Regions from separate parts of the Homo sapiens genome. Here regions 2 and 3 are each linked to region 1. A link is an interaction called in ENCODE POLR2A ChIA-PET data of the cell type or tissue named here. Cell type or tissue: CD4-positive, alpha-beta T cell. All regions are shown on one strand.

The links. Peaks named below come from ENCODE experiments on the same cell type or tissue, not always from the same donor. Only the 100,000 strongest peaks of a DNase experiment are listed, where the experiment ranks them.
Region 2: POLR2A ChIA-PET joins it to region 1 with 11 read pairs; 14 of 35 experiments call an interaction of 5 or more read pairs at or near these places.
Region 3: POLR2A ChIA-PET joins it to region 1 with 12 read pairs; 11 of 35 experiments call an interaction of 5 or more read pairs at or near these places.

What each region holds. Positions count from the first base shown.
Region 1 is chr1:31,822,735-31,830,734 of GRCh38, forward strand. No RefSeq gene overlaps it. Among named protein-coding and RNA genes, the nearest start is that of SPOCD1, 11 kb to the left of the region's middle. RefSeq lists enhancers at 4,470-4,569, 4,660-4,849. In CD4-positive, alpha-beta T cell, no CTCF peak of the experiment used is centred here; a DNase peak (open chromatin) is centred at 4,777; H3K4me3 peaks cover 649 bases; H3K27ac peaks cover 2,006 bases.
Region 2 is chr1:31,941,025-31,949,024 of GRCh38, forward strand. No RefSeq gene overlaps it. Among named protein-coding and RNA genes, the nearest start is that of PTP4A2, 6.7 kb to the left of the region's middle. RefSeq lists enhancers at 3,143-3,677, 3,261-3,310. In CD4-positive, alpha-beta T cell, no CTCF peak of the experiment used is centred here; DNase peaks (open chromatin) are centred at 3,007, 3,517 and 3,947; H3K4me3 peaks cover 1,687 bases; H3K27ac peaks cover 2,124 bases.
Region 3 is chr1:31,884,434-31,892,433 of GRCh38, forward strand. No RefSeq gene overlaps it. Among named protein-coding and RNA genes, the nearest start is that of PTP4A2, 50 kb to the right of the region's middle. RefSeq lists enhancers at 2,488-2,537, 4,762-4,811, 5,102-5,251. In CD4-positive, alpha-beta T cell, no CTCF peak of the experiment used is centred here; a DNase peak (open chromatin) is centred at 4,948; H3K27ac peaks cover 1,074 bases.

The sequences.
Region 1 (8,000 bases):
AAAGTCACTGGCAGGCTATAGGAGTGGACCCGAGGCTGGGCCTAGAACACACATTAGAACTGTATTTATAAATACACTGCTAGGGTAACAATACAAAGGTCTAATACAGGCACTGCCACTGCTGCTTCTACTGCCCACATACACAACACTAGGGGCCAGACATTGATGCGGGCAAACTCGATAGCTCCACAGTTGTGCTTGGAAGCAGTAACAGCCCACGGAAAAGGACAATGGTCTTGGCCTCTCATCTGCTTTTCAGATCTTGCACAATAGCAGTAAGTGTTGGAAAATAATTCACATCTGAAACACTCATTGTAAGGGAATCTGTGAAAGAGTTTTGGCTTTCTATCCTCTACAGGAAGGCATACTAGGATGTGGAGGATTGCTTGAGCCCAGGAGTTCAAGGCTTCTGTGAGCTATGATAGCACCACTGCACTCCAACCTGGGTAACAGAGTGAGGCCCTGTCTCTAAAAAAAACTTTTAAATAAAATTTTAAAAAATCGGCTGGGCACAGTGGCTCACGCCTGGAATCCCAGCACTTTGGTAGGCCAAGACAGGCAGATCACTTGAGGTCAGGAGTTCGAGACCATCCTGGCTAATGTGGCGAAAACCTGTCTCTACTAAAAATACAAAAATTAGCTGGGCATGGTGGCAGGCACCTGTAATCCCAGCTACTCGGGAGGCTGAGGCAGGAGAATCGCTTAAACCCGGGAGGCAGAGGTTACAGTGAACCAAGGTTGTGCCACTGCACTCCAGCCTGGGCAACAGAGCGAGACTCCATCTCAAAAAAAAAAATGTTTTAAATCTCACACAATTATTACGAACGTGTCAATTTTTTCCCTTTACCTCTGTAAGTTCCTGCTTTATATATATTTAAAAACACTTTTTTAGGAGCATGCAAATTCATAAATTTTTACATCTTTTTTGGAGATTATAACTTTCATCAGTGCCAAATGTGCCTTTTCTTCCTATTAATGTTCTTCTGCTTTAATTCAGTTTTTCTGATATTAATATTGGTAACTGCTTCCTTGTGGTAGTATTTAGCTAATATAGTTTTGTGGGGTTTTTTGTTTTTTTTTTGTTTTTCAGAGACAGGGTCATGCTGTGTCACCTAGCTTAAGTGCAGTGGCATGATTACAGCTCACTGCAGCCTCTAACTCTTGGGCTCAAGTGACCTCCTGGGCTCAAGTGATCCTCCTGCCTCAGTCTCTCAAAGTGCTGGGAATTCAGGTATGAGCCACTGCACCCTGCTCATTATTCATTTTTTACAGAGGAGGAAAGGTGGGCTTCAAATCCATGACTTGCTAGGGATTGCTCCGCTGGAGATAAGCGGAACTATGTCCAACCTCAAGTCCAGCTCCATCCAAAGTCCCTCCGCCAGACTGTATTCCCACAAGGGCGAGAACCAGACTGGGTCTGCCTTGTTGGCCAGCTCATTCACAGGGCCTAAGGTGGTGCCTGTCGTTTAATATGAAAACACACCCAGAGGCAGTCAGAGAGGGAGGAAGAACACAATGGCACGACTTCGAGGAAGCCAAGGAAAGACTGTTTGGGGGTTTGTGGATTTTTTTTCCCTGATAAATTATTTATTTTGGAATAATTTTAGACTTACAAAAAAGTTACAAAAATATAAGAAGTTCCATCTACCCCTCACCTATTTTCTGTCATTGTTAACATCTTCTATTACTGTGGTCTCTGCGTAAACTAAGAAACCAACATTGGTACATTACTATTAACTAAACTCCAACTTTATGTGGATTCCACCAGTTTTCCCCTTCAGGTCCTCTGTCTGTTCCAGGCTCCCGTGCGGGCTACCACGTTGCATTAGCTACCATGCCCTTAGTCTCCTCTGATCTGTGACAGTTTCTCAGTCATTCCTTGTTTTTCATGACCTTGACAGTTTTGAGGAGTAATCGTCAGGTATTTTGTAGAGTGTTTCTTAATTTGGATTTCCCTGATGCTTTTCTCCAGATTAAACTGGTCTCAGGGGTTTTGGAAAGAATGCCGCACAGGGAAAATGCCTTCTCACATCAGAGGAGGGGGTGCGTGGTAGCCACAGGTGATATTAACCTCCACCGCTTGGTAGAAAGTGCTTTCCAGACTTCTCCACTGCCAAATTACTACTTTAAGAATTTTAAAGGCTGGAGACAGTGGCTCACGCCTATAATCCCAACACTTTGGGAGGCTGAGGCGGGCAGATCATTTGAAGTCAGGAGTTCGAGACCAGCCTGGCCAACATGGCAAAACCCCGTCTCTACTAAAAATACAAAAATTAGCTGGGCGTGTTGCCGGGCATCTGTAATCCCAGCTTGTCGGGAGGTTGAGGCAAGAGAATCGCTTGAACCCAGGAGGTGGAGGTTGCAGTGAGCTGAGATTGTGCCACTGCACTCCAGCCTGGGCAACAGAACGAGACTCCATCTCAAAAAAAAAAAAAAAAAAAGAATTTTAAGGTAGAGAGAGGTAGTGTTTTCAAAGAATATTGAATGATGTGGAGGAAGTGTCATAATGTGCTGTTAAGCAAAGGAAGAGAATGGAAGGAAATCCACCAGAATGTTGACAGTGGCTCTTTCTCAATTGCTTCTTTTCTCCTCTTGCATTTTCTTTTTTTTTTTTTCTTTTCTTTTCTTTTTTTTTTTTTTTGAGACGGAGTCTTGCTCTGTCGCCCAGGCTGGAGTGCAGTGGCGTGATCTCGGCTCACTGCAAGTCCCGCCTCCCGGGTTCACGCCATTCTCCTGCTTCAGCCTCCCAAGTATCTGGGACTACAGGCATCCGCCACCACGCCTGGCTAATTTTTTTGTATTTTTAGTAGAGACAGGGTTTCACCATGTTGGCCAGGATGGTCTCAATCTCCTGACCTCATGATCTGCCCACCTTGGCCTCCCAAAGTGCCGGGATTACAGGCGTGAGCCACCATACCCGGCCTCTTGTGTTTTTTCATTACTCTACAATAAATATATAGGACTTGAAATTTCTGTAACGTTTTCAAAAAATTGTATATAGTATCACCTCCATTATACAGATAACACATACAGACATTTATTCACAGGAACAATGTATAAAATATCCATTAAATGTTGATAGCTAGGGATTATCTCTGGATGGTAACTTTTATTTCTTCATTGTGATTTTATGTATTTTTCCGTTTTTAAATAATAATCTTATTTTACTTTTTTAAGAGACAGGGTCTTGCTCTGTCACTCAGACTGGAGTACAGTAGTGCAATCATAGCTCACTGCAGCCTCCAATTCCTGGGCTCAAGTGATCCTCCTATCTCAGCCTCCTGAATAGTTAAGACTACAGGCATGCCACTGCACCCAGCCCTGTTTATTATACTTTTTAATTGGACTTCAATTGCATAGAATGAGGTTTGTCATACTAATTGGGTATATAGTACACATTCTCATCATCGGTCCATAAAAGGCCTTCTTTGAATCATTTATGAATTTATCTATTAGGGTGCCTATTTTAATAATATAAAAATATCCATGGAACCACTGCCCAAGACGAAAACTAAAATACTGATAAGAACTTACACAGACTGATATGATTCTCCTCACTTTTATCTACCCACCGCAACCCCTAATATGAATCCTGTGTTGTGTTCTTTTGCTTTCTCTTTTATGTAGTTTTATCACACCCACATCTGTTTCCCCAAATTATATGTATTTTTTAATGTGATATGTTGGGATTTACTTTTTTTCCTTTTCTTTTTTTTTGAGACAGAGTCTCACTCTGTCGCCCAGGCTGGAGTGCAGAGGCGTGATCTCGGCTCACTGCAGCCTCTGCCTCCCAGGTTCAAGCGATTCTCCTGCCTCGGCCTCCTGAGTAGCTGGGATTATAGGCATGTGCCACCATACCAGGCTAATTTTTTTTTTTTTGTACTTTTAATAGAGACAGGGTTTCACCATGTTAGCCAGGCTGGTCTCCAACTCCTGACCTCAGGTGATCGGCCCGCCTTGGCCTCCCAAAGTACTGGGATTACAGGCATGAGCCACCACCCGGCCAGGATTTCCTTTTACCACTCAAAATTATATCGCTAAGTTTCATCTATATTGTTGCATTTGCCCAGCTCCTGTGTAATATTTCATTGTATGTTATTCCAAAATGTATGTGTCTCTTCTCCTCTCAGTGGTTCTCTGGATTATTTCCAGGTTTTGTGCTGACAGGAACATTCTAGCATGTGTTTCCTAGTGTATGTGGTAAGAGTTTCTCTTGTATATGAAGTAAGGAGGGAAATTGCTAGGTCATAGTTGTCTTAGTTTGGGTTTCCCTAGAGCAGAGCGTGAGACAGAGACTAAGCTGCTACCTGCGTCTGTTGTTGGTTGTTTATTTGTGGGGTAAGCCCAGGAAGCAGGAGTAAGGTGGCAGAGTGAGATGGGGAAGAGATCAAGGTCACTGCTGGAGAACTTGATTTTTGGAACTGTGGGCCCAGAGAATGGATGACAGGGACATTTTTATCTGCAAGCTCCTGAGCCCCATCTGTCAAGGGCTGCTCCTGGCATGTTATCTTCCCTGCACCTCTAGGCTGTGCTTGGGCTTGGGCTGAAAACAAAAAGACGTATAACTTGTGCTGAGGTGGGACTTGTTAGCGTGGGGTGAGTCATGAGGTCAAGGGAACTGCAGCCGGGGCGCAAATTAGAGGTGAGTGGAGGAGAGGCAATACTGGCACCAGAGGCAGCTGCCAGAGAGGATAAGTGAATGTCCCACTTTACAGACTCACGCCAAACTGTCTTCCTGAGTGCTTGTGCCAATTTACACTCCCATCTGCAGCCTTTGAGAAACCCAGTGAACCCACATCCTCTCTGACACCTGGTACTGTCAGGCTTCTTCTTCTTCTTCTTCTTTTTTTTTTTTTTTTTTTTGTAGATGTAGTCTTGCTCTGTCACCCAGGCTGGAGTGCAGTGGTGCGATCTCTGCTCACTGCAACCTCCGCCTTCTGGGTTCAAGCGATTCTCCTGCCTCAGCCTCCTGAGTAGCTGGGATTACAGGTGCCCACCACCACATGAGGGCTAATTTTTGTATTTTTAGTAGAGGCAGGGTTTCACCATGTTGGCCAGGCTGGTCTCAAACTCCTGACCTCAGGTGATCCACTAGCCTCAGCCTCCCAAAGTGCTGGGATTAGAGGTGTGAGCCACCATGCTGGCCTTTTTTTTTTTTTTTTTTTTTTTTTTGACATGGGGTCTTCTTGCTCTGTTGCCCAGGCTGGAGTGCAGTGGCACGATCACAGCTCACTGTAGCCTCGACCTTCTGGACTCAAGCAATTCTCCCACCTCAGCCTCCCAAGTATCTGGGACTACAGGTTTACTACTGGTGGCGTGCACCACCAGGCCTGGCTAATCTTTAAAAATTATTTGTAGAGATGAGGTCTCACCATGTTGCCTAGCCTGGTCCCGAACTTCTGGGCTCAAGTGATCCTCCTGCCTCAGCCTCCCAAAGTGCTGGGATTACAGGCATGAGCCACCATGCCCAGCCCATCAGGCTTCTTAATGACCAGTTTTCTGGCTCTTGGTGGTTTTCTCTCTCTTTCGTTCTCTATCTTTCATATATATGCATTTGTGTGTATGTGTGTGTTTCTTTTAAAGTCAGAAGTAGAAAGAAATCTTATTTTTTTCAAGAGCTAGTTTACCCGTTGAGAGTGTCAGTTGTTGTAGGGGGGCCTGGAAATATAAAGACTAAGAAAGGACCTAATCATGAGGCCCCGGGTTACTGGTGACTCTGGGGGAGTGGTTGGCAGGGGAGGGAGGTTGATGAAACCTCAGGGGGATAAGGGGCGGGACACCAGGGATGCAACAGAAGAGAGCCGGGTAAGAAGCCTGGTGGCCAAAGGAAGGAGAAGATTGCAAGGTCAGGTGGAGGGCATGTCTAGAAACGGAAGAACTGAGTTTATAGTGAAATAAGGAGGAGCCAGGGAGGAGAGGGTGATGGAGAGGCAGAAGCAAGGGGCAGACTCCGTGTTAAGAGCAATGGGGACCGGGCGAGGTGGCTCATGCCTGTAATCCCAGCACTTTGGGAGGTCGAGGTGGGTGGATCATGAGGTCAGGAGTTCGAGACCAGCCTGGCCAAAATGGTGAAACCCTGTCTCTACTAAAAATACAAAAATTAGCCGAGCATAGTGGCGCACACCTGTAATGCCAGCTACTCGGCAGGCTGAGGCAGGAGAATTGCTTGAACCCGGGAGGCAGAGGTTGCAGTGAGCTAAGATCGCACCATTGCACGCCAGCCTGGGTGACGTAGCAAAACCGTGTCCCCCCACTCCCCCAAAAAAGAGTAATGGGGGCATCACAGTCCTCTCGAGGAAAGAGCATTGACTTTGCAGCCAGACATATGCAGATTCAAATCCCAGGGCTGCCAGTTATGAGGTGTCAGAGAGGCTGAGGATGGAGGAGCACCTAGACCGGAAGGCACTTAACACTTGGTAGTTAGTTCTCTCTCCCTTCTTCCAAGAGTCTGTGGCTGAAGCGAGTCCAGATCTGGAAGCTGGGAGGTTCTGCAGGACTGGCCCTTGGCTGAGTGGGCTGCAGGCTTCGGAATCCCGTGAGTCTCAGGGAGGCCAGGTGAGAGCAGGTTTCTAGAGAGGGAGAACAAAGGGGATCCTATAAGTTGGGGAGAGATGAGGGTGATGACGGAGGAGGCCAAGGTGCTGCTGCCGAAGCAGGGAAATTGCCATTGATGAGGGTAGGGGCTGGGCCTCCCTGGCTGAGGTCCAGCAGGACAGAAGTGAAGTCAGGGCAGAAATGCGCCGGGTCCTGTCCTGCCCAAGAGGAGCCACCTCCACTTCCAGCCATGCCTGCTTATGTCGTGTGGCCAGTGCCCAGGTCCTACCCCAGCTGCTCCTCCTCCTTCGTCCCCATCTCAGGTCCTGGGATCCTTCCACTGTGTTCTCCCAGCCAGAAATCTGGGTGTCAGCCTTGCCTCCCCAACTCAGCAGCCATCTAGGGTATGGACTCAGCCTCACTCTGCTTTTCCCAGGAGGTTCCCAGGGTTAGGGCACCTTCCTGCAGCCCCAGGCAGCTGTCGTCTGGCAGGACTCCCTTCCGTCGTTACGCAGGAGGCTGGGGGCTTCACTGGCTCCCTCTGGCTCCCAGAAGGATCCATCATGGATTCAGCTGAGGGAGCTCTCAGTCTCGCCTTCCTGAGATGCACTGATTTTTGGGAACTGGCTTCTCAAGCTGCTGGGGAAGGGTGGGGAGGGCAAAATTTCATTTTCCATGGATGCCTTTGTGCACATCCCTCAACCTGGCTTTATGAGCTGTGGGAAGGAGGGAAGCAGGGGCGGATCTGGACCACACTGAGCAGCTAGGAGGTGAATTCTGGAGGCAGAGCAGTTTCTGCAAATCACGCTAGCCCGGGGCACTCCCTAACCTGCCCATCCTGTGCCCGCCTAGTCTCGGCCAGCAGGCAGCAGGCACCATTGCTTTGCACTGTGCACGTCAGGCCCTTCCAGGCCCTTCAGCAGAAGGCAGTGGGGCCGCTCAGCCAGCAGTCACCACTGCTGTCCACAGCTCCACTGACCCAGCCCAACATGCCGCAGCTCACTTTGTCACCCCGCCTCCCAGGTTCTCTGATTTGCTAAAGGACGTGTTCATGGTTGTCTATCTTATGAACTGGAAAACCAGAGCAGATCCTCAGGGCCTCAAGCAAGAGGCTCAGTGTTACAGGGCTTGCAGCTCCATGTCCTGAGGCTCAGTTCCTGCCTAGAGATGGACACCGCTGTCCCCCCAGGGCCACCAGCACCAGGACCCTCTGAAGCTGCCAGGTGCCCGTGCCCCTTGGGGCCTCCTCCCAAGGCCCTTGCTCTTCTGCACCGAAGGTCATGCCTACTGCCCCGGGACACTGCTAACTAGCTGTGGGTCACTGGCAAGTGTGTTGGTCATTGTTTGTGCCTCCGACAGTGCTCTATGCAGTCACCACTCAACCTGGTTGCACCTCTAAGTCCTGGGCTGCAGCCAAGGTGGCTGGATTTCCTGTGCCTCTGAGCTGCTAGCTGCTATGGACACAG
Region 2 (8,000 bases), 120 kb after region 1:
GTAGAGATGGAGGTCTTGCCATGTTGCCTAGACTGGTCTTGAACTCCTGGGCTCAAGCAACCTTCACACTTTGGCCTCCCAAAGTGTTGGGATTATAGGCATGAACCACTGCACCCAGCCATAGTTACCTTTTATTAAGCATCTACTCTTTTTCAAGTCCTGATTGAAACGTTTTAAAATGTTATCAAGGCCCGGCACAGCGGCTCATGCCTGTAATCCCAACACTTTGGGAGGTCGAGGCGGGTGGATCACCTGAGGTCAGGAGTTTGAGACCAGCCTGGCCAACATGGTGAAACCCTATCTCTACTAAAAATACAAAAATTAGCCGAGAGTGGTGGTAGGCATCTATAAGCCCAGGTACTCAGGAGGCTAAGGCAGGAGAATCACTTGAACCCAGAAGGCGGAGGTTGCAGTAAGCCAAGATCGCGCCACTTCACTCTAGCCTAGGCAACAAGAGCAAAACTCCATCTCAAAATAAATAAATAATAAAATAAAATCTATTATCAAGTTTATGATTCAAAATGACCCTATTAAGAAGGTACTATTACCCCCATTAAAAAAGGGAAGTATTATCAACTATTAAATGGAAATAATAATCAGCTACCTCATGGGCTCTTTCACGTATCGATAATAACGTATGAAAACACTTGAGAAAGGCCAGGCGCGGTGGCTCACGCCTGTAATCCCCACACTTTGGGAGGCCAAGGCAGGCAGATCATGAGGTCAGGAGTTTCAGACCAGCCTGGCCAACATAGCGAAAAGCTGTCTCTACTAAAAATACAAAAATTAGCCGGGCATGGTGGCACATGCCTGTAGTCCCAGCTACTTGGGAGGCTGAGGCAGGAAAATCACTTGAACCTGGGAGGCGGAGGTTGTGGTGAACTGAGATCACAACACTGCACTCCACCCTGGGCAACAGATCGAGACTCTGTCTCAGAAAAAAGAAAAAAAAAAGGCCAGTTGCAGTGGCTCACGCCTGTATCTCAGCACTTTGGGAGGCCGAGGCAGGCAGATCACGAGGTCACGAGTTTGAGACCAGCCTGACCAACATGGTGAAACCTTGTTTCCACTAAAAATACAAAAATTAGCCAGGCGTGGTGGCGTGCGCCTGTAATCCCAGCTACTTAGAAGGCTGAGGCAAGAGAATTGCTTGAATCTGGGAGGCGGAGATTGCAGTGAGCCGAGCTGAGATCATGCCACTGCACTCCAGCCTGGGCGACAGGGTAAGACTCCGTCTCAAAAAAAAAAAAAAAAAAAGAAGGAACCAGAGGCTCAGAGAGAAGAAATGACAGAAACAGGATTCACCCCAGGTTTGTCTGCCTCTGAAGCCCAAATAATCATGATATTCGTTTCTGACTTCAGTCAATAACTGGTGTCCTCAGAATAAGCTGGAAACCCTTGTGAAATGCTGAAAAAAATATCTGCCTCTGAGAGGGAAAGGTCCTAGACTATGACACCACTGCCACATTCCCTTACCCCCCGGAAAGCAGAGAGATGCTCTCACCCCGACATCCAAATGGCTTCCCACAGAAGGCTGTAACATGGTTTTACTCTCTCCACATCTCAAACAGATCAGGAACTGGGCTGCAGGTGCCTTATTACAGCAGGAAACACCCCTAGCAGTGAGTTTCACGCATAAGTGCCCTGAGTTTATCCAGTGCTTTTGCTGAAGCATTCCAAGTGCCATTCGCTGATTAATCTTCCCAGTGCCCCTGTGGGGCAAGCTGGCAGTACTCTTGGCTGATTTTACAGAGCATTAGCTCCTTGAGAGCAGGAGCTATGTGGGCCCACCACACACAGGGGTTAGAAAAACAAGTAATGGTCTGCCGGGCACAGTGGCTCATGCCTGTAATCCCAGCACTTTGGGAGGCCGAGGAAGGCGGATCACCTGAGGCCAGGAGTTCGAGACCAGCCTGGCCAACATGGCAAAACCCCGTCTCTACTAAAAATATAAAAAAAAATTAGTTGGGCGTGGTGGTGCCTACCTGTAATCCCAGCTACTCGGGAGGCTGAGTCAGAAGAATCACTTGAACCGGGAAGGCGGAGGTTGCAGTGAGCTGAGATTGCACCATTGCACTCCAGCCTGGGCGACAGAGTGAGACTGTGTCTCAAAAAAAGAAAAAAAAGAAAAAAACAAGAAAACAAGTCATGATCGTGTGGTAAAGAAACTGAAGCCCTCAGAAAAGTGGTTTACACAGAGGTTGGGAACAGGTGACTGGTTCCCACCCTGGGATTTTACACTAATTCATCTGGCATCTTTGCATTGCCATTTTGTTGTCATGTAGACTTGGGGAGTTATTTCATCTCCCTGATGAAATAACTATTTCCCCATCTGTAAAACAGAAAAGGTAAACTTCAAAAAAAGGTTTTTTGAGGACTAAAGGACTTAGTGTGCATAACTCATGCATTGAACTCATGTTAAGTATTCAATAAATGTTAGCTAGTATTATTATTAGTTGGTACTTGGCACCGTGCAATGAATAAATGAAATGAGCCTTGATACCACCAGCTCTGCAGTTTATTTCAAAATTACAGATTCTGCAACTTACCATTAGTTTTGTGATCTTCAAGAGATGTTGTAACTTCACAAATGAACCTTTCTCTTCATCTATGAAATAGGATGATAGCTCTCAAATGAAGAGCTTGAAAATACTTTGCTTTGTAAACTGTCAAGCACTATGCAGACATTAACTGTGGTTTTAGAAACAGCACAGGCCTTGCAGTATGACTGTACAGGAATCCCAGCTCTGGCCCTTAAACTCCTCACCTCTAAAGTTTTCCTCATCTGTAATATGGGCATGGTGATCACATCTGTCTTGAAGTGTTGTGACAAATTAAGTGATTAAAGACAATATATTTAAAGTAGCTGGCACAGTGGGAGATGGTCCATAAATGTTACTTCCCTACCCCCTAACAAATAAGTCTTGCCTTTTAAAGACCTGAAGCAAAGGAATCAGCAGGATGTGGTGGGAAATGTGTGGAACCAATCGCTGAGTTGATTCCTGGCTCTGCCATTGTGTGGCTTTGAGGTTTCGCAGCCTCTCTAAGCCTTCATGTTCCTTCCCTCCAACACTAAATAAAGTATGCCTCCATTGCAAAGTTCGCTCAATAAATAGGAACTACTAACAAATGCACAGACAGGCCTATGAAGCACTCTTATGGAAAAGACCCAGTTGAAAAGACCCAGTTGCAAGTAACAACCAAAATTTCCGAGCCCGAAACCAGATGGAGTCATGAGCTGCGAAATAAGCGATCCAGGCTCCACAAAGTTCCGATGAGCATGGGAGGTTTCAAGCCCCATGTCTGGACGCTGCCAGTGCACCGGACAAGAGAAGGCCAAGAGACGACTCAACCCTCCCAGAGTGATAACTGGGTAGAAGGAGGCAGGGGGAGGAAGGAATGTACTATTCACGGCCCCACCCATCCCCTGCCTCTAATCTCTCTTCCGGAATTTTACAGCCCTCTTTTGCAGGGGCGGGGCGGAGGGGGCAGGGCGCTGGCTCCAGCTGTTTGCATGAATCCCCCGCCCCTGGCCTCTCTGCCTGTGCAGGAAGCCCTGGTGTCGTACCCCGAGCCGCTGCAGTTCGCACTCTGCGGCCTCCTCAGGCACTAGAGCTTCCCCTGCGTCCGCCTTTGGGGGAGGGGAGGGAGTGAAGCTGTGAATTCCGGGAGAAGTCAAGGGTCGCTCGGGGCGTGGGTCCGCGCGCGGAGGGGCTCGCTGTCCCGGTGCCAGCGGGAGCTGGAAAGCTTCGGCTGGGGCCTGAGTGGACGGGAAGGCGGCGGCCTCCGCGGGATCCTTCCCGGGGCCGATCCACAGTCAGGATCCCCAGCTCCACCGCCATCAAGTGGGACTGGAGTTCGGCCAGAGAAGAAAACGACTTCGGGAACTGGCAACGAGGGAGAGGGAAAAGTTGAGAAACGTGACTCAGCCTCTTTAGTTCATCTTTCACGTGGGGCAGCGGAGGCCTGGCGGGGACGGGGAGCCGCTCGGGGACTGCAGGCCCGTAGGTCGCTCCCTATCCGTGAGGGATTGGTTGGTTCCAGGACACCTGCGGATCCCAAAATCTGCGGATAATCAAGTCCCTGTTATAAAATATAAAATGGGCTGGGCTCGGTGGCTTACGCCTGTAATCCCAGCACTTTGTGGGGCCGAGGCGGGAGGATCACTTGAGGTCAGGAGTTCGAGACCAGCCTGGCCAACATGATGAAATCCCCGTATCTACTAAAAAAATAGAAAAATTAGCTGGGCATGGCGGCGGGCACCTGTAATCCCAGCTACTCGGGAGGCTGAGGCACTAGAATCTTCGCTTGAACCGAGGAAGCGGAGGTTGCAGTGAGCCGACATTGCGCCACTGCACCCCAGCCTGGACGACAGAGCTAGACTCAGTATAAAAAATAAAATAAAAAATATAAAATGGTATATAGTATTTGCATATAACCTACACACATCCTCTCGTATACTTTAAATCATCTCTAGATTACTTATACCTAATACAGTGTAAATGTTATGTAGTTGTTATACTGTATTGTTTAGGGAATGATGACCAAAAAAAAGTACATGTTTAGTGAAGATGCTATTTTTTTTTCCTGAATATTTTAGATCCCTTGTTGGTTGAATTCAGGAATATGAAGGGCCTACTGCACTTGAACCTCTGGCGCTGCCCTGCCTTCTGTGTTCCCTTCACAGCATTCTCTGATACCCTGTGACTCAGTTTCCCCATTTGGCAGTTGGAAAATAGAAAAGGATTTATTAATAACTGAAGCTAGAGCTGTTGGAAATGAAGCATCAAGGTTTCCTACACAAAGGGATTAGGAGGTAATGATGTTCATAGCTGACATTTATTGAGCACTTACTATGTGTCAGGCAGTGTTTTGTTTTGTTTTTTTTTTTTTTGAGATGAAGTTTCGCTCTTGTTGCCTAGGCTGGAGTGCAATGGCGCGATCTCGGCTCACCGCAACCTCTGCCTCCCGGGTTCAAGCGATTCTCCTGCCTTAGCCTCCTGAGTATCTGGGATTACAGGCATGCACCACCGCGCCCAGCTAATTTTGTAGTTTTAGTAGAGATGGGGTTTCTCCATGTTGGTGAGGCTGGTCTCGAACTCCTGACCTCAGGTGATCCGCCCGCCTCAGCCTCCCAAAGTGCTGGGATTACAGGCGTGAGCCACCGTGCCCGGCCACGCCAGGCACTGTTCTAAGCACTTGATATGTATTAACAAATTTAACTTTCATAACCCCAAGGTGTGGGAATTATTGTTATCTCCATTTTACATTACTATTAATATTGTTACCCTGTTATTCCCATTTCATGGAGAAACTGAGATAAATAACAGTGAAGCCACTTGACCAAGGCCACCCAACTGGTAGTACATGATAGAGCCAGGAGGATTTGAACCCAGCAAATATATTTCCAGGGCCCCACTTCCTCAACCACTGTGTGTCTGCCTCTCCTAATAAGAACGGGGTTACAGTGTACCACATTCTGGATGTTGGTCTAACAGTGTGAATTCTTTTCATTATATCAACCTCTTTCAGAGTGACTTAGATTATCTGTACCTGTATAAATGTTTAATATATGCTATCTGACCGGTGATAATGTTTCTACACACTGAAACTTCAAAGTACTAGCTTAAACAGGGCAATTAAGGTCATATGTGAAATTGAGAGGACTCCTTCCCCAATGGTCCACAGCTTTCTTAATTCTGCCAAGTGCTATGGCCAAAATCTTGACTTTCCCACCCATAGTGGGTCCCATTTTACCTAGTGGCAACCTTGAGTACCTACCCATCTCCACATCAATGATCCTAACTTCCTATCTGCTGCTGTGTTTTCAAGGATGCCGAAAAGGTCGTCCTGCCCACTCAAACATATCCCTTACCCCTGTATGTGTAGAAACTGAACAGTTGGAGGTTTTCCTCTTGGTTTGAAGCCAAAAATGATAGTTCATCTTTTGTTAAAATGCAAATATCACAAGAGAGAAAAATAAACTGGGCCTCATCAGATATTTTCATGTAATGAGAATGAGATTACCAGATCCTGGCCAAGCATGGTGGCTCACACCTGTAATCCCAGCACTTTGGGAGGCCAAGGCAAGTGGATCACCAGAGGTCAGGAGTTCGAGACCAGCCTGGCCAATGTGGTGAACCCCCGTCTCTACTAATAATACAAAAAAAAAATCACTGATCCTTCCTAAGAACAAGTTTTAGTAGGAGAGAGACCAGGACTATCAACTCACCCCAACTGGTACCTGAAAGGACCTTAGAAGTCATCTAGTGGAACCTCTCCTTTTATAGGCACACATAAAAAAAAAAAAAAAGAGGTGGGTTTTTTGTTTTTTAAATGGAGTTTTGTTCTTGTCTCCCAGGGCTAGAGTAAAATGGCGTGATCTTGGCTCACTGCAGCCTCCGCCTCCCAGGTTCAAGCGATTATCCCACCTCAGCCTCGCCAGTAGCTGGGATTACAGGCGCCTGCCACCACGCCCGGCTAATTTTTGTATTTTTAGTAGAGACAGGGTTTTTGCCATGTTGGCCAGCCTGGTCTCAAACTCCTGACCTCAGGTGATCTGCCTGCCTCGGCCTCCCGAAGTGCTGGGATTAGAGACATGAGCCTCTGTGCCTGGCCTAGAAAAAGAGTTTTTATGCCACTCAGAGATATTGAGGGTCTGAGAAGGAGCTGAGGGAAAACCATTATGGGGAAGGAAACAGAAGGGCAGGCAAAGGGACAAAAGATTAGATTAGCCTCAATGTCAGAAACCTTTCCTTCTCAAACTCCTGGGCTCAAGCAATCCTCCCACCTTGGCCTCTCAAAGTGCTGGGATTACAAGCATGAGCCACTGTGCTTGCATAGAAACCTTTCATTCTGGCTGGGCGCAGTGGCTCATGCCTGTAATCCCAGTACTTTGGGAGACCAAGGCAGGTGGATCACGAGGTCAGAAGTTCGAGACCAGCCTGGCCAAGATGATGAAACCCATCTCTACTAAAAATACAAAAAGTAGTGGGGCATGGTGGCAGACGCCTGTAATCCCAGCTACTTGGGAGGCTGAGGCAGAGAATTGCTTGAACACGGGAGGTGGAGGTTGCGATGAGCCGAAATCATGCCACTGCACTCCAGCCTGGGCGACAGAGCGAGACTCCATCTCAAAAAAACAAAAAAAGAAAGAAAGAAAGAAAGAAATATTTCCTTCTATTTGTGTTTTTTAAAATCTGGCCCTGGCTGGGCACTGTGGCTCATGCCTATAATCCCAGCACTTTGGGAAGCCGAGGTGGGCGGATTGCTTGAGGCCAGGAGCTAGAGACCAGCCTGGCCAACATGGCAAAACCCCGTCTCTACTAAAAATACAAAAATTAGCCAGACATGGTGGTGAATGCCTGTAATTCCAGCCTCTTGGGAAGCTGAGTCACAAGAATCGCTTGAACCCTGGAGGTTGCAGTGAGCCGAGATCACGCCACTTGCACTCCAGCCTGGGCAACAGAGCAAGACTGTCTTAAATAAATAAATAAATTATCTGTCCACCACTACTGTAAAGATGACACATGCATTTTATGGCATGTAAATTATACTTTAATAAAGCTGCTAAAAAATAAGACATGCTTCTTACACATTTTTTAAATTACAGAGATGGATGCTTAATAAAGCAAAAGTCTCCTGCAATCCTACCCAGAAAAAGAACCACTTTTTTATTTTATTTTATTTTATTTTGAGAAGAAGTTTCGCTCTTGTTGCCCAGGCTGCAGTGCAGTGGCGCAATCTCGGCTCACCACAACCTCTGCCTCCCGGGTTTAAGCGATTCTCCTGCCTCAGCCTCCCGAGCTGGGATTACAGGCATGCGCCACCATGTCTGGCTAATTTTTGTATTTTTAGTAGAGACGGGGTTTTGCCACGTTGGCCAGGCTGGTCGCGAACTCTCCCAACCTCAGGTGATCCACCCTCCTCGGCCTCCCAAAGTGTTGGGATTACAGGCGTGAGCCACCACGCACAGCCAAAGAACCACTATTAACAATTTG
Region 3 (8,000 bases), 62 kb after region 1:
AACTCCCGACCTCAGATGATCTGCCCGCCTCGGCCTCCCAAAGTGCTGGGATTACAGGCGTGAGCCACCGCGCCCGGCCATAAATTTTTTTTAAAGCTCCTCTGGCTGCCATGAGAATAGACTGTAGTGGGACAAGAGTGGAGCAGAGAACGAGGAGAAGCCTACTGTGGTCGGTCACATATTCGGAGGGATAGCCAACAGGACTTGCTAATGGATCAGGTGTTGGGAGGATGGAGGTGAGAGATAGGGAAGAAGAAGGCCCCCAAAAGAGAAATACATTGGATAAATGCAGCAGGGCAGGCAGAGTCTGGGTTACTAACAAGGCATCTTCCAGCTGATCACAAGGCTGAAGGTGGGCCTGGGGTGAACAAGCAGTCACTGTCATAGCTGCCGATTTTAAATTCCCTCTCTAGGCCGGGCATGGTGGCTCAGGCCTGTAATTCCAGAGCTTTGGGAGGCTAAGACAGGAGGATAGCTTGAGGTCAGGAGTTCAAGACCATTCTGGGCAACAGAACAAGATCCCCCCGCCACCAGTCTCTACAAAAACTGTTTAAAATTAGCCGGGCATGGTGGCACACACCTGTAATCCCAGCTGCTCCGGAGGCTGTGATGGGAGAATCGCTTAAGCCCAGGAGTTCAAGGTTGCAGTGAGCTCTGGTCACACCACTGCACTCCAGCCTGGGTGACAGAGTGAGCAGAAGTGGAGAGAGTATGTATTCTCCAGAACCTATCTCTGAAAAAAAAAAAAAATCCTCTCTGAATCTCTCAGGAAACTGGTCGGGAAAAGAAGAGGGTTGGAGTAGTCTCAGTGGTTCTCAGTGGGGGTGGAACCACTCACTACAGCATACTGACATTTAGAGGAGGGGACTAAGGATGCTAGACATCTGGAAACGTGGGAAATCCCACCCAATAAAGAATGGTCCCATGTCCCACTTCCAAATATCCCATTAAACATTTATGAAGATGAAAAGCCTGTACATGCAAGTATGGTTGTTTAAAAATACTTCCCATGGCTGGGAGTGGTGGCTCACGCCTGTAATCCCAGCACTTTGGGAGGCCAAGGCGGGTGGATCACCTGAGATCGGGAGTTCAAGACCAGCCTGGCCAACAAGGTGAAACCCCGTCTCTACTAAAAATACAAAAATTAGCCAGGTGTGGTGATGCCCACCTGTAATCCCAGCTACTCAGGTAGCTGAGGCAGGAGAATTGCTTGAACCTGGGAGGCAGAGGCTGCAGTGGGCCGAGATCACACCACTGCACTCCAGCCTAGGCAATAGAGCATGTCACCAATAACAACACTCATGGCTTTTGAGGTGCAATGTAGTCGAACCAATATGAATTTATAGCTGTGACATCTGGGGTGATTCTATGCATAGGTGCAAACATCTATTTCAGTGTCTTCCTAGGGTAATCGTGCCTAGATATTTACAAATTTAAAGTGCATTTATTATAAATTACTTTCCTTCTATTTCTCCTCTTTTGTACAGTTCAATTATAAGCCTAAGCATATTTTATATTTATATACATACACATACATTTAATCCTCAGACAATTCTATGAGGCAACACTGTCATTAGCTCCATTTTATAGATGAAGAAACTGAGGCACAGAGTGGTGCCAGAGCCCACAAGGCTGGTGAGCAGCTGAACAGGCATTTGAACCCAGGAAGTTTACTCCAAAACTCATATTGTCTAAAGCACTGTATCATATAGACTTCAGGTAGATTATTTTATCTATGTATTTTATTTCAGAATAGTAAGCTATTTACTAAATACTGGTCCGATAAAAATGAGATGCAATGGTCTCGAAGCTCTCTAGGCCTCTCCTACCTCTAAAATCCTTTTATTCTGGCTGTGTTCCTAAACACTCTTCTCATTCAAGTTAACCTGGAAGCAAGAGAACTTTCCTGAAGAGGCACCGTGTTATATCAAATTAGCGAGGCCATTTTGCTTTGTTTATTTATTTTATTTATTTTTTTGAGACAGTGTCTCACTCTGTCACCCAGGCTGGAGTACACTGGCGCGATCTCAGCTCACTACAACCTCTGCCTCCGGGGTTCAAGCGATTCTCTTCCTCAGCCTCCTGAGTAGCTGGGATTACAGGCATGCGCCACCACTCCCGGCTAATTTTGTACTCTTAGTAGAGACAGGGTTTCTCCATGTTGGTCAGGCTGGTCTCGAACTCCCGACCTTAGGTGACCCGCCCGCCTCGGCCTCCCAAAGTGCTGGGATTACAGGCGTGAGCCACCACGCCTGGCTGCTTTGTTTTTTAACCACGATACTCAAGTCTAGCAAAGATGCAATACAGGTTCTTAAACATTCCTGGAGGGAAGGCAACGAATGATCCCTTCTCAACATAAATTCAGCAACACGCCCCAAGAATTTATAAAATTCTCACATTCTTTGACTCTGGCTTCACTTCAGAACATCTTTCTTAAGGAAATATTTGTTATTGTGGTAGAATATACACAACATAAAATTTACCATTTTAACCATTTTAAAGTCTGTGATTCGGTGGCATTCAGTACATTCACAATAGTGTACAACCATTACCACTATCTAGTTCCAAAACATTTCATCACCCAAAAAGGAAACCCCATGTCCATTAAACAGCCACTCCCCATCCCGCCTCCCTCGGACTCTGGCAACCACTCATCTGCTTTCTGTCTCTATGAATTTGCCTATTCTAGATACTTCATATAAATGGAATCACACAATATGTGACCTTCTCTGTCTGCTTCTTTCACTTCAGCAAAATGTTTTCAAGGTTCACCCACATGGTAGCATGCATCAATACTTCATTCTTTTTTGTTTTTATTTCTTTTATTGACATAAAATTCACATAACATAAAATTAAATATTTTAAAGTGTACAAATCCATGACGTTTAGTACCTTCACAGTGCCCTGCAACTACCACCCTATTTCCAAAACATTTTCATAAGCCCAAAATAAAACCCCATATACATTAAGCAATTAATCCCCATTTTCCCCTCCCCTCATCCCCTAGCAACCACCAATCTACTTTTGTTCCCCTATAAAGTTAACTCTTCTGGATATTACTCATATAAACAGAATCACACGTTATGTGACTCTGTCCGGCTTCTTTCATTTAACATTAGGGTTTTGAGGCTCATCCACGTTCTGACATATATCAGGACTTCAGGACTGCACATCTTTTTATGGCTGAGTAATATTTCTTTTTTTTTTTTTTTTTTAGATGGAGCCTTGCTCTGTCACCCAGGTTGGAGGGCGGTGGCACAATCTTGGCTCACTGCAACCTCTGTCTCCCAGGTTCAAGTGATTCATTCTCCTGCCTCAGCCTCCCGAGTAGCTGGGATTACAGGCACCCGCCACCGTGCCTGGCCAATTTTTGTATTTTTAGTAGAGACGGGGTTTCACCATGTTAGCCAGACTGGTCTCAAACTCCTGACCTCAAGTGATCCACCCACCTCGGCCTCCCAAAGTGTTGGGATTATAGGCGTGAGCCACCGCGCCCAGTCTGGCTGAGTAATATTTCATTGTATAGAGATACCACATTTTCTTTGTCCATCCATGGGTGGTCATTTCCACTTTTGGATTATTGTGAATAATGTTGCTATGAACATTTGTGTACAGTTTTTATTTGAACACTTGTTTTCTTTTTGTTTTTCTTTTTTTTTTTTTTTTTTTTGAGACGGAGTTTTGCTCTTGTTGGCCAGGCTGGAGTGCAATGGTGTGATCTCGGTTCACCGCAACCTCCGCCTCCCGGGTTCAAGCGATTCTCTTGCCTCAGCCTCCTGAGTAGCTGGGATTATAGGCATGTGCCACCACACCCAGCTAATTTTGTATTGTTAGTAGAGATGGAGTTTCTCCATGTTGGTCAGGCTGGTCTCGAACTCCTGACCTCGGTGATCCTCCCGCATCAGCCTCCCAAAATGCTGGGATTACAGGCGTGAGCCATCAATTGAACACTTGTTTTCAATTCTTCTGAGTACATACCTAGAAGTGGAACTGCTGGGTCAGACAGTATTCTATGAATTCTATGTTTAGCTTATTGAGGTCCTGCCAAATTGTTTTCACGGCAGCTGCACCATTTTACATTCCCACCAGCAATGTTCCAATTTCTCCTTCTCCACATCCTCGCCAACACTTGTTACTTTTCTTATTATAACCATCCTAGTGGGTATGAAGTGGTATCTCATTGTAGTTTTATTCGCATTAATCTAGTGATTAATGACATTGAGCATCTTTTCATGTGCTTTTGGCCATTTATATATATTATTTGGAGAAATGTCTACTCAAGTCTTTGCCCATTTTTAAATTGGGTTGTTTGTCTTTTTGTTGTTGAGTTGTGCCTAAGGAAGTAATTTTAAATTTTAAAAAATATAGCCGGCGTGGTGGCTCACGCCTGTATTCCTAGCACTTTGAGAGGCCGAGATGGGTGGATTACCTGAGGTCAGGAGTTCAAGACCAGCCTGGCCAACATGGTGAAATCCCGTCTCTACTAAAAATACAAAAATTTGCCAGGTGTGGTGGCAGGCGCCTGTAATCCCAGCTACTACACAGGAGGCTGAGGCAGGAGAATCGCTTGAACCTGGGAGGCAGAGGTCGCAGTGAGCTGAGATTGCGCCATTACACTCCAGCCTGGGCAACAAAGCAAAACTCCATCTCAAAAAAAAAAAAAAAAGAAGAAGAAGAAGAATATGATCAGGGAACTACAAACAGTTTTCTGGGCTGTGGTATAAGGTTCAGTGCAGACAAGCAGGAAGGAGCTAGAACTAGAAGGATTTTTCATGCTAAACCTTTACCTGAAGGCCCAGGGAGCTTCAGAAGGAGGTGCCATGATCAACCTATGTGTTGGAAAGATCACTCTGACACCCCATGGAGGATGCACTATGGTGGGGCCAGACTAGGGTCTACTCAGGAGGCTGTTGTGAGACAAAAGGAACTAAGACAGTCGCGGTGGGCGGGGACAGGAAGTAAGACATTAACAACTGCCGCACATTAGACTGTGAGCCACACAAGGTCAGAAAGCAGATATGATTCCTGTATCAGAGTTCCTGCCTGTTACGCATTGAACGCTGTCTTAGTCCATTTGGGCTGCTATAACAGGGTGGCTTATAAACAACAGAATTTGTTACTCATAGTTCTGGAGGCTTGGATGTCTAAGATCAAGGCCCTGACAGCCTCAGTGTCTGGTGAGGGCCCACTTCCTGGTTCACAGATAGTGCCTTCTTACTATGTCCTCACATAGTAGAAGGGCCAGGCTAGCTCTCTGGGGTCTCTTTATAAGGGCACTAATCCCAATCATGAGTGTTCTGCCTTCCCAAAGACCCCACCTCCTAATACCATCACCTTAGGAGTTAGGATTTCAACATATGAATTTGAGGGGAACACAAACATTCTGACTATAGCAGAGTATGTCCCTCCAAAAGAGCTATGTTGAAGTCCTAACCCCCAGTACCTCAGAATGTGACCTTATTTGGAAATAGAGTCATTGTAGATGTAATTAGTTAAGAAGAGATCACACTAGAGTAGGGTGGACACTTAATTCACTATAACTGTTGTCCTTATAAGAAGACAGTCATCAAGAGTTTGAGATCAGCCTGGCCAACATGGTGAAACCCCGTCTCTACTAAAAATACAAAAATTAGATGGGTGTGGTGGCACACACCTGTAATCCCAGCTATGTGGGAGGCTGAGGCAAGAGAATCACTTGAACCCAGGAGACAGAAGTTGCAGTGAGCCAAGATCGCACCACTGCACTCCAGCCTGGATGACAGAGTGAGACTCTGTCAAAAAAAAAAAAAACCTTGAAACACAGAGTGGGCAAGCAAATTTCCCAAGGTTTCCAAAGCTAGTTAAATGGCAGAGCCAGGATCTGATGCCTGGCAGGCTGACTTCAGGCTCCAGTGCTCTTACCCAATATACTATGCAGCTGTTCTATTAAATATTTGCCGGAAAGTTCAACAGATGGATAAATGAATGACTGGATCAATCTGGATTTGGTACCAGAGTAAAAAGTGAAGATGGGTGGGGTGTGGTGGCTCATGCCTGCAATCCCAGCACTTTGGGAGGCTAAGGTGGGAGGATTACTTGAGGCCAGGAGTTCAAGACCATCCTGGGCAACATGGCAAGGCCCCATCTCTATAAAAAATAAAACAATTAGCTGGGCGTGATGCCCTGAATCTGTAGTCCCAGCTACTCGGGAGGCTGAGGTGGGCGGATCATTTGAGTCTGGAGAGATCGAGGCTGCATTGAACCAGGATCAGGACACTGCATGGGTTCGATGGCTCACGCCTGTAATCCCAACACTTTGGGAGGCCGAGATGGGTGGATTGCTTGAGTCCAGGAGTTCAAGACCAGCCTGGGCAACATGGAGAAACCCGATCTCTACAAAAATACAAAAATTAGCCGGGTGCTGGTGGTGTGTGCCTGTAGTCCCAGGTACTCGGGAGGCTGAGGTGGGAGGATCACTTGAGCCCAGAGGCAGAGGCTGCAGTAAGCTGAGACCTGTGCCACTGCACTCCAGCCTAGGCAACAGAGTGAGACCCCTCCTCAAAAAAAAAAAAAAATAAGTGAGGATGACTCCCAGGTGTCTGGCTCAGATGACTTAGTAGGTAAGGTATCTCCATTTAATGAGACAGGAAAAAGAGAGGCGACATCAGATTTGTGAGGTGGAGGTTGGAGTCTGGGGAAACAACAAATATGTTCTTGAAATGCTGAGTTTGAATTACCAAGAAGACAAACAAGTGATGTCCAATAGACTGCTGGACACATGGGTCTGGAACTCCAGAGAGGCGCATGGGTTAGAATTATAGACTTGGGAGCCATCAGTATACTTAATGTCAGGGTTTGAATGAGATCACCAAAGCACAGTGTATAGAAAGAGAAAGCAGATGACCCAAGACAGAGCCCTGAGGACACTGGAATTCACAGGGCAAGGGAAAGAAAAGAATCCTTTACTTCCTAGCAAAGGGTCTGTCGTGGAAACGACAAGTCAGGTTGTGGTGGCTTGAGGAATGAATAGAAAATGAATCACAGGGTAAATGTATGTGTTACAGGTGAGAAAGTGACAGATGGATTGATGGGCTGTGGCAGAGAATCAGTATGGAAATGACTGACTAGACACGGTGGTTTGTTGGTTGGAGCCAGCTTGCATCAAATGAGAGCTGATTACTAAATTTCAGAAATGTTGCAAGCTGGTTGTTAGATACAGCTTTTTTTTTTTGAGATGGAGTTTCACTGTTGTTGCCCAGGCTGGAGTGCAATGGCGCGATCTCGGCTCACTGCAATCTCTGTCTCCCAGGTTCAAGCGATTCTCCTGCCTCAGCCTCCTGAGTAGCTGGGATTATAGGCATGCGCCACTATGCCCAGCTAATTTTGTATTTTTAGTAGAAATGGGGTTTCTCCATGTTGGTCAGGCTGGTCTCGAACTCCCAACCTCAGGTGATCTGCCTGCCTTGGCCTCCCAAAGTGTTAAGAATATAGGCGTGAGCCACTGTGCCCAGCCAATACAGTCATTATTAAAAAATTAGTTGAAGAGACTTACAATCAAATATAAATTAAATTAATAACAAAGGTCATAAATTCTTAAAACTCATCACTTCCTAATTATTTTACTAGGCTTTATTATCCATGCTCTTATACTTACTGTATCTATATGGTGGAAATGCCATAATGATGTGCCACTGCACCTCGTTTCCCAGCTCTGTGTTCAGTGATGTCAATTGGTAGCTTGAAACTAACCATGGAAATTACCACATGCTATAAGTCAGAACTTGATTTATTTATTGTTTTATTGATTGTTTAGACTTATGAAAGTAAAGGAGAAAATGTTAGTAATGCGGCTTTTACTTAAAAGTGTATCATGTCTGTAGCCATCACATTGTAAACAGAATTTTTAAAAACTGAAGAAATAGTCTTCCAGTATTCAAAAGCAATTATCTGGCCAGGCGCTGTGGCTCATTCCTATAATCCCAGCACTTTGGGAGACCAAGGCTGAAGAGTCATTTGAGACT